Linked DNA regions of Homo sapiens: region 2 is linked to region 1. Evidence: chromatin loops called from intact Hi-C (ENCODE). Cell type or tissue: HCT116. All regions are shown on one strand. Region 1 has its middle 15 kb from the start of NRXN3. Region 2 overlaps ADCK1 (aarF domain containing kinase 1).

What was found. Hi-C counts contacts between places; a loop is a spot of excess contacts. Peaks named below come from ENCODE experiments on the same cell type or tissue, not always from the same donor. Only the 100,000 strongest peaks of a DNase experiment are listed, where the experiment ranks them.
Region 2: it touches region 1 in a loop (2.2-fold over the local background); 23 of 110 quality-filtered maps call a loop at or near these places.

What each region holds. Positions count from the first base shown.
Region 1 is chr14:78,151,644-78,159,643 of GRCh38, reverse strand. No RefSeq gene overlaps it. Among named protein-coding and RNA genes, the nearest start is that of NRXN3, 15 kb to the left of the region's middle. In HCT116, a CTCF peak has its summit at 4,623; a DNase peak (open chromatin) is centred at 4,585; H3K27me3 peaks cover 1,890 bases.
Region 2 is chr14:77,846,411-77,854,410 of GRCh38, reverse strand. All of the region lies in intron 3 of ADCK1 (aarF domain containing kinase 1), which reads right to left. Among named protein-coding and RNA genes, the nearest start is that of ADCK1, 50 kb to the right of the region's middle. In HCT116, no CTCF peak of the experiment used is centred here; a DNase peak (open chromatin) is centred at 4,530.

The sequences.
Region 1 (8,000 bases):
TGGCGGGCGCCTGCAGTCCCAGCTACTCAGGAGGCTGAGGCAGGAGAATGGCGTGAACCCGGGAGGCAGAGCTTGCAGTGAGCTGAGATCATGCCACTGCACTCCAGCCTGGGCGACAGAGTGAAGGCTCCGTCTCAAAAAAAAAAATGAGGTGGGAGACGTTTACTATAGGAAGAACATGAGAACAGGGGAGAGTCAAGGAACCAGCTTTTTTTTAGCCTCAGGAAACGTGTAACTACTTCCCAGAAAGTCATAATCTTCAATGTTTTATAGCATCATGTTTAAGAGAAGGGACTCTGAAAGCAAACTACCTAGTATCAAATTCTGGTTCTACTGCTTACTAACTATGTGACCTTTGGAAAGTTATTTAACTTCTCTGTGCATCATTTTCATGATCTGTAAAATAGTTATAATAATAATACTTACCTCATAACATTTTTGTGAGAATTAAATGATTTAATATATGTAAAGCACTCAGAACAAATCACAGAGAGTAATAAGTAATAATAATATATAAATATTATCATCTTTATTGTTAGATTCATCCTTCATGGACACTCATGCACACAACAACATCAGGCATTCTCCCAGATCACTACTCATGGCAATCATTACAAAGACCCCTGTGCAAATTGAGGGAGGCAGATCCCAGCAGGAAGCTGATTTCAGGCCTAAGCTTGAAGAGGTTTAAAAAACAGGCAGAAATGAAGAATCAGGGTGTGTAAAATTGTTAAAACCTCTGCTTCCTTTAGAACCCCCTCAAGGCACACAATGTACTAATAACACTCTGTACTAATAACACTCACATTTAGTTTATAGAAGCCACATAGGGAGGCCCAGCATTTCCAGGACTTTTTCCCAGGTCTCTTCTTGACTACAGTCACTATCTAAGGTCCAGCATTGTCAGTAACCAGATGTCAGTATTTGTCAGGGCAAAAAACAGCTCTCCTGGAGTCACAACTCATCTGATTCCTGTGTGAGTTATAAGTTTGCCCAAGGCTCAACTCCCAGCACATATCAGCCAGCATATTAAAGGTGCCTGACAAATGCCTGTGCAATAAATGAATTGTAGCTCTTTCATTATGTTTGTGCTTCAAGTGGACAATAATATAAAGCATCTACTTTTGCCCCTCACCACCAGGAAGAAAACCAAATGAAGCATTATAAAACAATCAGTTGGCATCATAGAATAAGAACAAATGTGAAAGTGGTCATTAGTTTGTACGATGGACATCCATCCAGCAAGCCCTCAAATGCTTGCTACTCTGGTTCCAACTCAACCCTCCTGTAGGGCAATAATGATCCTTAGAACTCTTGTGGGCAATTTCCCCTCAAATTTCCTGTGGAAGTGCATTGCTTCCAGCACCACGGAGAGCTCCCAGCAGCTGCCTTCTCCGTGGGGCCGGCTCCGTCTTCTCAGAACCACGGAGAACACCAGGAGACTCAGCAGGTGTACAGGATCTAACTGAAGTCTCCCAAAGTGCCCTAACGTCCAATAAATATCAAAAGAATCTACTATCCTGCAGCAGGGCTGGAGAGAGCGGGCCTGAAAGCAGCTGACTAATGATTGCAGCTTTTGTGCCAGATCAGCATTTTTATTCCCCCCAGCCCCCAGCAGTTAAATGCCCAAGGTGAATTCAAAAGCCGAAGTCCAAATTGTGATCAGATCAACTTGGCTGCGCCAGACAAAACTGATCTTATCTGAATGGTGACTTTATTCACTTTGGAGAGCAGAACTCATTACAATAATAAGGAGCGACAGAAATGGGAGGAAGAGCAATCACAGCAGATCCAGGGAAGAATTCACTTTACCATCATTTTGGAGGATTAATTCTAAGCTTCCCTTCTATAAACGTCATTCTTCACTCTAGCAGGAGGTCCAGGGTCTGAAATTATTCTAGCTGACTTGCAGAATGCATCACTTTGCACGTGATTTGCAATCCATTTCTGCTTCTTCCTACTAAGCTCAATGATATTTAATGGCCACTTGGCCTTCTGCATATCCTACTGAGCTGGTGTGAGGAGGTGCACACGCTGGAGGTCACATGGTGGGTCACAGGTGTTCACAAAGGTCTGAGTGTGTGTACATAAAGAAAACGGAGTGTGAGTGTACAAGCACAGAAGAGGTGTATGCACTCTCACAAAGAATAGAGCTGCTTTGCTGCAAGAGGGAGAGTAAAGAGGAAATGTGTTGAAGCAACTGTGTGTGCTTAAGATAATATATTATTTCTAGACCTGGTCCTCACTCTAGATCCCTACCTACTAGCCAGCTTAAGTGAGAAGATTATATAATTACCTGGAATCTTCTCATTGGGGATACTAATTATTTCGTCTCATTTCCCAAGCTACCTCCTAAATGCAAGTCCACTGCATTAACTGCCTTTTCTTGAACCTGCTACATACTTTCACACCTCCATGTTTTATTCATGCTGTTCCCTCATCCCCAAATTCCCTCCTACTTCCTCCTCTCCATCTCCTTACCCAATTAAAAATATATTTCTATTAAAAAGTATATTTCTATTAAAAAATGTGTTTCGAGGCCTAAATCAAAGTTCACTTCCTCACGGTGTTGTCTCTAACTCTCCCTCCATAATTACTCGTCTCTTTGTTCTCACAGCAAGCTATTTTTAACTCCTATTAGAGTTATTTGTTTGCATGTCTCTGTCTCTTCCTCTCTAGATTTTAAACTCCTTGAGAGCAGGGATTTTTCTTTTTAATCTTTGTATGTATCCCATCCTCATGCAGACAGTTTCTGGCTTATCACAGACACATCACAATACATTTTAAGTCAATAAATAATTGAATAAAACTTAACAATATAAAGCATAATATTTTCCTCTGTCACCTTTCACCTGAAATCTTGTATTCTGCAAATGGCCAAGGCTTTTCTTGTGCTGGTTTTCTCCACTAGCTTAACAATTAGGAAAGAAAGGAAAAGGAGTTGACCTGAAGTGTCTGGTGTCACTGGCTAAGACAAAGCTTTGCCATAAAACTAGAGCACACCTTGGTGGCTCTCACTTGTGCCATTGGTGACATGTGTCCAGCTAATTCTCAGGTTCTGGACCCTACTTTGGCCTGGAGGTGCTCACTTGGTATCTCCTACCCTTAGCAAACTTGTCTGAACTTGACTTCTAGCTTTTCAAGAGTTATATCTCCTACTCTTAGCAAACTTGTCTGAAATCTCCTACCCTTAGCAAACTTGTCTGAACTTGACTTCTAGCCTTTCAAGAGTTACGGTGTCTCCCTGATTTTACAAGTCCTAGCTATTCCTTCAAAATTCCTACTCTTACCTTCTAGCTATCTACCACCTCACTGAGCTTCAGGTGCTGAATCCTTCAAAGTACCTCTGTGCCACATGACAATGTATCATTCCAGAGTAACTATATGTGTGAGTGTAGACGTAAACATGACCAGACACAACATGTATATATTCAATTCCTTACACTCAGAACATCACTCTGAGTGCTATTATACAGAGGTCAGTGCACCCTCCCATTAGGAATGGCGCACTTCACAACTCCTCACAGAAAGAACACTGATAAACTTGATGTCAGAGAAATGCCTGCATCGCCTCCCTCATAACCTCTCTATCTAGGAGCAGTTGTCATTTCCCAGCACCTGCATCCTCTACATCCAGCACTCTCAGGATGGAGTCTGACCAATGGGAGGAGAAAGTGAAGGCTGCTGAGTCTCAGAGAGAGGCTGCCTCATCACTGGGATCCTACGAGAGAGGCTGGTGCTGGGATCTCTTTCCCAGATTCCCAGTGTCCCCATCCCATGCACCTCACATCACTGGTTTTTTCATGCATCCTTCTCCCCACCTCATCTTGTCCAGTTCTTTTCAGATTTCTCGGCTGAATTTTGGTGGATTATCACCTTCTTATCTTGCTTAGCTCACTGGAGTCTGCGTCCTTTGCTTTTCGTTTATCTACTTCCTGACTCTTGAACTCTAAGTGGGCTCTGTGTTCTGAGATAGCGCAAGATTCTTGCTTTTCCTGCCACCTACACTATGGCAAGATGAGAGGCATGCAGGGCACTTGAGATGAGAAGGAAGAGTGGGGGAAGGTAGCACTGTGCTTAATATGCCTAGTGTTCCATTACTGGAACACTAAGCATGTGGGAGTTATTTATATCCTACTGCTCAAGGTCATTGCCAAGGTCTGATTGCAAAAATTCAAAAAATTGCAACCCCAGGCATAAATAGGTTAACAGATGTAACAGTCCTGCATCCTGAATGATCAAGTCTCACTGCAATCACTTTCTAAGGACTTAGTGGTTAATTTGCATTATTCCAAGATCATTTCTCATTTTATTCACAGTAACTGCTGTTTCCTCTGGAACCAAAAGAGTTAAGAGAGGCAGCCCACATGTAGCATTATACTGAGTTTAAACTTAGCACTGCCTCTTCAAGCTCTGGGCCCTACCTATCTTGAGACTCAGTTTTCTCATCTGTAGAATGGAAATCATACTTAACTGAGGACTGCAATGACTATAAATCAGATGACCTAAGGCAATACAATACCAGGCACAGAGCAAAAACAGTGTGTTTTGAGCCCTGTGGTGCAGGCCTGCAGGACTTCTGTGGTTAGTGTGAACTTGCGGCAAGTGGGGGCAGCAGAGGGCCACTGGGGGAGTGGAGATAAGCCTAAGAGGCCTGGATCTTCAGAATCCTTGATTCCAAGGGACAGGTTCCAGGAGCAGACATATCGAGGTGAGTGGGATCCTCTAACAAGAAAATAGAGAAGAGAAACCAGGTAGGCAGAGGCCCAGGTAGGCACACACAGGTCTACCTGAGGTCAGTGGGTTGTGAGGTCAGATGTCTGGAATTCATGAGAGATTGGCAACACAGAGCCAGCTAGGCCAGCTGGAGAGCCTGGGGGTACCTGACAGAGGCCAAGAACCCTGCAGTCACAGAGATTTCCCCTTGAGTGCCTCCCAGAGCCACCATGCCATGGAAAACAGCTTTTTGTCAGCTCCAACACAGGCAGCCCACATCAGCAGAATCATTTTGTTGAGAGAGGTTGTTTTTTTTTTAACATATAATAATTTACACCCTTAGCCCAACTATAAAGGTTTAAGATTCTCTTGGGCTGACAATGCCCCTGTCTTAAGGCCCTTGCTAAAAAGCCCAACCTTTCAGCTTCCTTGTCTCATATTTTCCAGCTACAGAAATAAATCTCACGTGTCCTGGGGAAAGTGTCAAATATCTACCTCCAGACATCTGGACCCAAGTTGCATCACATATAAGAAGAGGGTGCTGGATCAGAACTCTTCCGCTTCTCAAACCACTAAGATTCAAAAGCTGAGAGTTTCTGATTTTCCTTCATTCACCTTGTGCTAAGCAGCAGCTCCACACTGAGCAATCTGCTTAGGAAATAACATTATGTTACTGCCAGGGACCCTCCATTGGCGGGGTGGGGGGTGAGCATCAGAGTAGTTCATCTGCCCCAACATTAGATCCTGGGGCTTCTTTTGTTTTTCATTTGTTTGCTTGTTTGTTGAGACAGGGTCTCATTCTGTCGCCCAGGCTGGAGTGCAGTGGCATGATCACGGCTTACTGCAGCCTCAACCTCCTGGGCTCAGTGGATCCTTCCACTTCAGCCTCCTGAGTAGCCAGGATTATAGGCACATGCCTGGCTAATGTTTGTATTTTTTGTAGAGACAGGGTTTCACCATGTTGTTCAGGATGTTCTCAAACTCTTGCCCACCTCGGCTTCCCAAAGTGCTGGGATTATAGGCATGAACCACTACTTCTGGCAAGGAAAGCTTTTTAAAAAGACTTATCTATGCCTAGGCCTCCATTACCAGGAATCTTTATTTTATATATATATATATTTTAGTCTGGTGTAGGACCAAGAATAATGGTTAAAATATCTACTGACCAGTAAGGCATGAGCCCCAACCACTCTGGGGCATGCTGGCAGGTACACCATACCTGCAAGTACAAATTGGGTGTCAACCTAGCCAAGCGGGGGTGGTTGGTCAAGCAGCCCAGGTGATTCTAATGTGCAGAGTGGTGAGACATTGGGTCAGACTTTGCCTCTGGGTAAATATCCAGTAACTGAGGCTCCTCCAGGCATGAAAGCAGTTTACAACTAAACCCACCTAAGAAGCTCTGTCTGCACTGACGAAGAAATCAAGATGGGGTTTTGGTCACGAGGCACACACACAAAGGATCATGTGGTCTTTGAGGGCAGGAACTATTTTGTCTTCCTCTTCGAAGACACACAGTGTCGCCGCCTCTCACAGTGCTTGGCACATAGGAGTTGAATGCATCTGATGAATGTATGATTGAATGAATGAATGGCACTGGCTTTCTCATGGGCTTCTGCCATGAGGCAAAATGACACACACACACACAGCCTCATGGAGAATGCATAACCTGTGTGCAAATGCTGCTCACACTTTCTGTAAAGAAGGATTTATTTTTATTGGATGAAGGGAAGGGGGTGCTGTTGTTCATTTTTCACATCAAATATTTCTGGGCAGTTTGCCCAGAAATCACTAAGCAGTTTGCAAGGAAATGGGGATTTCTTGTCTTTGTGTAACCACCCCACCTCTATCCCTCTTTTGGGTCCAGGAAAGCTTTCTGTGTGGGTGAGCTTTCAGAGGCACCAGCCAAACCCTGTGTTCTTGTCTCCAGAAGTTCTGGCGGGTGATTCAGCTCTCTCGGTCCCCTGGTATGTCCTTGGGCCTGCTGTCCCAGCCTGACCATGCTGGCCCTTTATCCTTGCTTCTCCTGCCAGACCCCCCACCCCCATCCCCGGCAGCACTGACCCATTTCTACCTTCTGCACCGTGGTGTAGGTCTCTGACTGAATTGTGGGGGTGGGGGGAGAGGAACAGACTGCCGTTTGGAATCTTAATGAGACCAAGTCCATTTCATGATGCTGTCATTTCATATTTCACCGCTATGATATGAAGGCTCAAGAGGCCCCAGAGCAACTTTCTGCTTTGCACGCAGGGTGCTGAGAGGCAGGAAGAAGGAGGGAAGTGGCTGACAGACGGCAGGAGACCACTCCCCCTTCATCAGCCTCCCTGCCCACACCAACACCAAAGTGGCAGAGGATGAGTCCTTTCCTTGGAGACTAAAAATGAGACCCAAATGCATGAAGCCAAGGAAGGAGTTTTCACCAGGTAAAAGAGGAGCCAAGATCAACGCCGGGCAGGAAGGGAGGAGCCACCCCCTCACTGCCAAGCTCTCGCATGTTCTCAAATACAAACAGAGCTGGCCTCGGGGCATCATAGAAATTGCTATTATAAATTCAGATGGTGCACCAGGGGGTGCCTCATTTTCTATTATTGTGGTTGGTCTCGTGAGCCACTCTGGCAATAGGATCTCAAAAGTGCAAGTGCTACCCCCGGGGGCACTGTTAGAAACACATTATTTTAAAGCACTGCAATAAAGCATGAACTCAAACAACTTCATTGAAATAAAGATTAATACGGAGCATGTGTTCCTCAGCCTCCTCCCACCCACACACCCCACAACTCATACCTTTTTCCCCACATAAACACCTGGGGATCAAGCTCCCTGGCCTATCTGCCTTGCCTACAGGTCAGGGCTTGATAGGATATAGGACACAGAACTTGAGTGACCATTAGGAGAAGAGGTGTAGGAAGGCCAGGCGGTGTCCAAGGCAAAATGTGCAGACACAAAGGGATCATCGTGCTGTGATTCCAGGCCCTTTAGCCTATGGGATGCAGTGGAAAGAGGCCTGGACTAGGAGTCAGGGGCCCTGGATTCTTGTCCAGGTCCAACTGTTAACTAGAGGCATTAACCTGAGCATATCATTTAACCTCTCACATCCCCAATTATGTTTTCTATAGTCCTAGTCTCCCTGTTTCACAAGATTTATGGGTGGGAGGCAGGGGATGAAACAAGATAAGGCAGGTAATATAAAATGTTGTGAAAACTAAGATGTGTCATCCCAACATAAGAGACGTGTCCTTTTCTCCAGGGTGTGGTTCAGGAGGAAGGGGCCTCAGCTCTCAGCCCAC
Region 2 (8,000 bases), 310 kb after region 1:
TACTCCCTTGGGGATCTCATCCAGTATCATGGCTGTAAATACCATCTGCACATTGATACACACAAATGTGTATCTCCTTCCCAGACCTCTCCTCTTACTGGAGCTTGCTGATTACAACTGCCTCTCTAACATCAATTACTCCAATATCCAACAGGCTCTTCAAACTTAGCCTGACTTTCCCACCACTCCCACCACCACCAAACCTGTTCTTCCCAGTCTTCTCCATCTTAGAAAATGGCAAGGCTAAACTTGGACTTTTTCAGGCCATAAATCATGATGTCAACCTTGACATTTCTTCCAAAACAGGAGCTAAAATTACCTTCCCATCTGAAAAAACTGGACAGCATATATAAAACAATGGTGTTCAAGACACTTGACATTAGGCAAGGAAGAAGAGTGATTCCTGAAAGATGAGAAAGAAACAAGGTGACAAGGTGAACATGATGAATGCCCCAGTTCACTGCATTGGGAGTTTCCAGGCTGAAGTGGCAGGGAGGGGAAGCCAGGCAGTGACCAGAAGACTCCTCAATTGAGGAGATACAGCTGAGAGTCCAGAAAGAGTTCAAGGGACAGAGCAGTGAGGAGAGAGCTGTACAAAAAAAGAACACTAAAGATCTGCAGAGACCCCACCGCATATACAGCTGAGTACCAATCAGCACGTGCATATCCAAAAATTGTCTGAGTCCAGGAAAAGAATAACCCAAAAAGCTTAGGGTTAACAGTACCCAGCATTCACACAGGACCTATTTCCACCAGCCAAGATGAAAAAAATCTCATAGTTCATGGGACATTTGTGGCAACACCCAGAAGGGCCTTGCGTCAGTAATGGCATATATCCCAAAACAAATACTGTTCCATTCCCATCTAACAAATATTAAAAGCAAGATCCAAAAAAAGCAAACTACTTCAGGTAACTTAACTGTGTCCCAGAACAAAGCTCAATATTTATAAGAATACAAAAATATCTACCACCCTAAAAATAAAAGCACAATGCCAGGCACAGTGGCTCACACCTGTAATCCCAGCATTTTGGGAGGCTGAGACAGGCAGATCACCTGAGCTCAGGAGTTCAAAACCAGCCTGGGCAATATGGCAAAACTCCATCTCTACATAAAATACAACAATTAGCTAGACACGGTGGCATGCACCTGAAATCCCAGCTACTTGGGAGGCAGAGGCAGGACAATTGCTTGAGACCAGGAGGCAGAGGTTGCAGTAAGCCAAGGCATGGATGACATAAAAGAGACAGAAAGAGAACCCTATCAAACTTTTAGAGATGAAAAATGTAATGCATGAGATGAAAAGCACACAAGATGCAATTAATGGCAGATTAGACATTGCAGGGGGAAAAAAATATCAGGCCAGGCATGGTGGCTCACACCTGTAATCCCAGCACTTTGGGAGGCCAAGGGGGACGATGGGTTGCCTGAGCCAGAGATTTTGAGACCAGCCTGGGCAACACAGCAAGACCCTGTCTCTAAAAAAAAAAAAAAAAAAAAAAAATATATATATATATATATATATATACACACATAAAAGATTAGTGAACTTGAAAACCTGGCAATAGAAACTATTCAGAATGAAACACATAGAAGTAAAAATAATTTTTTCTTACTGAAAAGAACATCAGTGAACTGTGGAACAAATTCAAGCAGCCTAGTAAATATGTAGTTGAAGTCCCCAAAGGAGAAGAGATGAGGAGTGAAATATATATATATATATATATATATATATATATATATATATATATTTATTTATTTAAAGAAATAATGGCTGAAATTTTTTCAAATTTGATTTTTTTTAAATGTATAAACTAATAAATTCAAGGACCTCAACAAGCCCCAAGCACAAGAAACATGAAGAAAGCTACATAATATTTTTAAACAATTTATACAGAGAAAAAAGATACAGACAGAAGAATAAAGATACGAATGATGGCAGATTTTTCACTGGAAACAATATGAGCAGAAGTTAGTATAGCAACATCTCTGAAAACAAAGAATTCTAAACCCAGCAAAGAAAATTTTTCAAAAATAAAGGTATAAAAGTTCTTGCAGATGTAGGAAAACTGTAGGAGATAACATCTCCTGCACTACAAGAGATGTTAAAGAACTGGCCAGGCTTGGTGGCTCATGCCTGTAATCCCAGCACTTTGGGAGGCCAAGGCAGGTGGATCACGAGGTCAGGAGTTTGAGACCAGCCTAGACAATAAGGTGACACCCCGCCTCTACTAAGAATATAAAAATTAGCCAGGCGTGGTGGCGCGCACCTGTAGTCCCAGCTACTCTGGAGGCTGAGGCAGAAGAATCACTTGCACCCGGGAGGCAGAGGTTGCAGTGAGCCGAGATCGCACCACTGCACTCCAGCCTGGGCAACAGAGCGAGACTCTGTCTCAAAAAAAAAAATTAAATAAATAAATACATAAATAATAAAGAGCCTTCATCAGGCAGAAGAAAAATGAAACCAGATAAAAATATGAATCTATATAAGGGAACAGAGAGACCAGAAATAGCAACTTTATGAGTAAATATACAAGAACTTTTTTATATTTTATATCTCTTTAAAAGACAAATGATTGCTTAACCAAATTATTAACAATGTAATGTGGTGTTTATAACATAAAAGCATGTATTACATCAATAGCATAAAACTTCAGAAGCAATGAAAGTATACGATTTTAAGATTCTTATACTCTTTGAAGTACTATAATATCACTTAAATATAGACTGACAAGATGTATACTATAAACTAAAGCAATCATTAAAGTAACAAAAAGAATTATAACTCATAAACCAACAAAGGAGGTAAAATACAACCATGAAAAATACCCAATCCAAAAGAAGGCGTGATAAAGGAAACAGGAATGAAGAACAAATAGGACAAACAGAAAACGAATAACTAGAACAAAGACATAAATCCAACCTTATCAACTATCCCTAAACACCCTAAGTAAAAGTAAGAGATTGTCAAACTACTCTTAAAAAGACCCAAATATGGCCAGGCGCAGTGGCTCACAGCTGTAATCCCAGCACTTTGGGAGGCCAAAGTGGACAGATCATGAGGTCAAGAATTCAAGACCAGCCTGACCAATATGGTGAAACCCTGTCTCTACTGAAAATACAAAAATTAGCCAGGCGTGGTGGCACGCACCTGTAGTCCCAGCTACTCGGGAAGCTGAGGCAGAAGAATTGCTTGAACCCAAGAGGCAGAAGTTGTAGTGAGCCAAGATTGTGCCACTGCATTCCAACCTGGGCAACAGAGCAAGACTCTGTCTCAAAAAAAAAAAAAGACCCAAATGTATGCTGCCTAAAAGAAACGCTCTTCAAATATAAAAACACAAATAGGTTAAATGTACGGAGTTGATGCAAAAGTAATAGCTGTCTTCATTAAAAGTAATGGCAAAAACTGATTACTTTTGCACCAACCCAATAGAAGGATAAAAAAAAAGATACATCGGGCCGGGTGTGGTGGCTCACACCTGTAATCCCAGCACCTTGGGAGGCCAAGGCAGGCGGATCACAAGGTCAGGAGATCGAGACCATCCTGACTAACATGGTGAAACCACATCGCTACTAAAAATACAAAAAAAAAAATTAGCCAGGCGTGGTGGCGGGCACCTGTAGTCCCAGCTACTCGGGAAGCTGAGGCAGGAGAATGGCGTGAATCCGGGAGGTGGAGTTTGCAGTGAGCAGATATTGCGCCACTGCACTCCAGCCTGGGTAACAGAGCAAGACACCATCTCAAAAAAAAAAAAAAAAAAAAGATATATCATGCCAATGCTAATCAAAAGAAAGCTGAAACAGCTATATTTATAGCAGACAAAATTGATTTCAGAGAAAAGAATATTATCAGGGATAAAGAAAATTATTTCATAACAATAAAGGGATCAATCCATCAAGAGGATATACCATCCTAAACATTTATGCACCCAATAACAGCTTCGAAATACATGACGTAAAAAAACTAATGAAACTGCAAAGAGAAACAGAAAAATCCACATTATAGGCAGAGATTTCAATATCTTCTCAATACATGATATAACAAATAGATAGAAAATGAGTTAGGATATAAAAGACTTGAACACTATCAACCAATCTGAACTGGCATTTATAGAACACTGTCCAACAACAGCAGAATATACATTATTTTCAAGTATAAGAGGAACATTTGCCAAGAGAGACCATATTCTTTCTGTTTGTTTTTTGAGACAAGGTTTTACTGTGTCTCCTAGGCTGAAGTATAGTGACACCATCATTGTTTACTGCAGCCTTGAACTCTTGGCCTCAAGGGAGTTTCCTGTTTTGGCCTCCCCAGTAGCTGAGACTACAGGCACACACCACCACACCCAGGTAATTTTTTAAAATTTTTTGTTGAGTCAGGGTCTCACTATGTTGCCCAGGCTGGTCTCACTATGTTGCCCAGGCTGGTCTCAATCTCCTGGCCTCAAATGATCCTTCTGCCTCAGCCTTCCAAAGCACTGGGATTATGGGCATGAGCCACCACATGCAGCTGACAGACCACATTCTGAGTCATAAAGCAGATCTCAGTAAATTTAAAAGGATCAAAATGTATAAAATATTTTCTCTGACCACAATGGAACCAAAGTATAAATCAATAACCAAGAAATCTCTGGAAAATTCCCAAATATTTGAAAACCAAGGCCGGGCTCAGTGGCTCATGCCTGTAATCCTAGCACTTAGGGAGGCTGAGCTGGAAGGATCACCTGAGGCCAGGAGTTCGAGAGCAGCCTGGGCAACATAATGAGAGCCCATCTTTACAAAAAATAAAAATGAAGAAAAATTAGCCAGGCATGGTGGCATATGCCTGTAGTCCCAGCTACTTGAGTGGCTGAAAGGTGGAAGTACTGCTTGAGCCCCGGAGGTCAAGGTTGTAGTGAGCCATGATCATGTCACTGCACTCCAGCCTCAGCAACAAAGCGAGACCCTATCTCAAAAAAAAGAAAGAAAACTAAATAACACCGTTCTAAAGAACTCATAGGGCAAAGAAGAATCAAAGGTAAATTAGAGAGTACCAGTTGGCCAGGCAAGGTGGCTCATGTCTATAATCCCAACATATTGGAAGGCCAAGGCGGGAGGATTGCTTGAGGCCAAGAGTTCAAGACCTGCCTAAGCAACATAGAGAGACCCTGTCTCTGCAAAAAATTTAAAAATTGCTGGGTGTGGTGGCATATGCCTTTGGTCCCAGTTACTCAGGAGCCAGAGATGAGAGTATCCCCTGAGCCAAGGAGTTTGAGGCTGCAGTGAGCCATAATTATGCCACTGTGGCCGGGCGCGGTGGCTCACGCCTATAATCCCAGCACTTTGGGAGGCCGAGGCGGGCAGATCACGAGGTCAGGAGATGGAGACCATCCTGGCTAACATGGTGAAACCCCGTCTCTACTAAAAATACAAAAAGAAATTAGCTGGGCGTGGTAGCGGGCGCCTGTAGTCCCAGCTACTCAGGAGGCTGAGGCAGGAGAATGACGTGAACCTGGGAGGCGGAGCTTGCAGTGAGTTGAGATCATGCCACTGCACTCCAGCCTGGGCGACAGAGTGAGACTCCGTCTCAAAAAAAAAAAAAAATTACACCACTGCACCTCAGCCTGGGCAACAGAGTAAGACACTCTCTCAAAAAAAATAAACAGGCCGGGCATGGTGACTCATGTCTTTGTAATCCCAGCACTTTTGGAGGCTGAGGTGAGAGGATCACCTGAGGTCAGGAGTTGGAGATCATCCTGGCCAACATGGCAAAACCCTATCTCTATTAAAAATAAAAACATTAGCCAGGCATGGTGGCACGTGCCAATAATCCCAGCTACTAAGGAGGCTGAGATAGGAGAATTATTTGAACCCAGGAGGTGGAGGCTGCAGTGACCCAAGATCGCACCACTGTACTCCAGTCTGGGCCACACAGCAAAACTCCATCTTAAGTAAATAAATAAATAAAATAAAATGCATGAAGTCTTTCACACACATTATCTCACCTGACCCAGGTAAAAGCCCTTGAGATAGGTACTATCATTCTCCTCATTGCACGGATGCAAGAACTTGGGCTCCAAAAAGTTAGAGGTCTTACCAAGCTTACTCAGCCAGTAAATAGTAGATTCAGGGTTTGAAACATTGCCCTCTAATTGCAAAACATCTGTCTTTCTCTACACTCTGCTGCCCATCCACACCATTACACATTCCTTGTAAGTGAGAAGAAAAACATCCAGGCCGGGGCTCATGCCTGTAATCCAAGCACTTTGGGAAGCCAAGATAGGAGGACTGCTTGAGGCCAGGAGTTCGAGACCAGCCTGGTCAGCAAAATGAGACCCCCATCTCTATTTATTTTAAAAAATTTTTAAAAGAAGAAGAAAAACATCCAGGTGGCCACTACCCACTATGGGGCCCTCAGTGTTGCCCTCCCCGGTTCCTCACAACACCCACCCACCCTGGTCCCCAGCTGAGCCCCAGCTAAGTCTCAGGGTTAGGCCACACGGCCACCATGGCTCTGGCCACGTCTGGGCTCCCGGGAACTGTTCCAGTAAGCCAGAAAACAAACTCTGAGATTGGGAACAAATTCATGAACACACAGGGGGATCTGGAAGGCCTCGTTATAGAAACAGATTGGGAATCATTGTGAGAAGGAAGCCAGGGAAGCCCTAGAAGCATGGGGTCTCTGATGACAGCAACTGGGCCACACTAGAGGACTGTGCAGCCCAACAAGGCAGGGCCAGGAAGGGCAGCACACTGGCCACAGTGGGAAAAGGGAAACAATCTTCAACGATAACCCTTCAAAGGTCCTCACTGCCTCACTGGCCCTGGTATGAAGTGGGTTTTTTGTGGGGTTTTTTGTTTGTTTGAGACAGTCCCACTCCATCACCCAGGCTGGAGGGCAGTAGCAGGATCTCAGCTCACTGCAACCTCCACCTCCTGGGTTCAAGCAATTCTCTTGCCTCAGTCTTCTGTGTAGCTGGGACTACAGGCGCCTGCCACCACGTCCAGCTAATTTTTGTATTTTAGTAAAGATGGGGTTTTGCCATGTTGGCCAGGCTGATCTCGAACGCCTGACCTCAAGTGATCCACCCACCTCAGCCTCCCAAAGTGCTGGGATTACAGGTGTAGGCCACAGCGCCCAGCCTGGTATGAAGTTTAAACTCCTGACAGGCCCATACAAGGCAGCCCAGCTGTCCTGCGGCTTCATCTCTTACACTCCCCACCTCACTCTCTACCCTCCAACCACAGTTATCAGCTCTCTCCTGTGCCATCCCCTGCCCCCAGGCCCTTGCATAGCATCTCCATAATCTCACCACACCACTCTCCTTTTCACCTGCGAAAAATCCTCTCAGCCTGGACCCAAGCCTGCCTCCCTTCACCTCCTCCTAGTCCTGACTTGACCCATTCTCCGTGCCACGCCTCTCCCCTCTCACAAGTGATGTTACTGCCTTCCACAATCCCAGGATGAAGGGCAGAGCAAGGAGTTCCTTTCACCCAGTGTGGCTCAAAATCCTCTTTTTGTCTGAGCCTCTCTTGGAGAAGATGGGGCTTCTGCCCATGCAGCAGCTCCATGGATATGATCAGCTTCTCCGCTTCGGGTCCACAGAAGAAAAAGCAGGGGAGCAACCCTAGACATGGCCAGGTTGCAACCAAACGAGTCTGGGACCCAGTGAGAGACCCAGAGCAACAGAGCTTTCCAATGTCAGGGACAATGACTTGACCGTTCCCCAGTGGGAAGGCCTCCTTCCCACCAGCCCCCACTCTGCCCTTTCTCAGCAGGGATCAGCTGGGCAGATCACTAGAGGGTCTCTGTTGGAGGATCCAGAACAGGGGTTTTTCCCAAAAACCAGTCAGGATATGGAATCACAGATGATTCACTCAATGAGAGCCACCTGCCCATCACAAGACACCCAGAAAGCCCTCCACAGTCCTGTCTTGAATCATGCAGGGGTCAGCTCAAAGCCCCATCACACCAGGCCTGGCTTCCAGGACAGTCATGGACTCCGACTGCTTCTCAAGGCT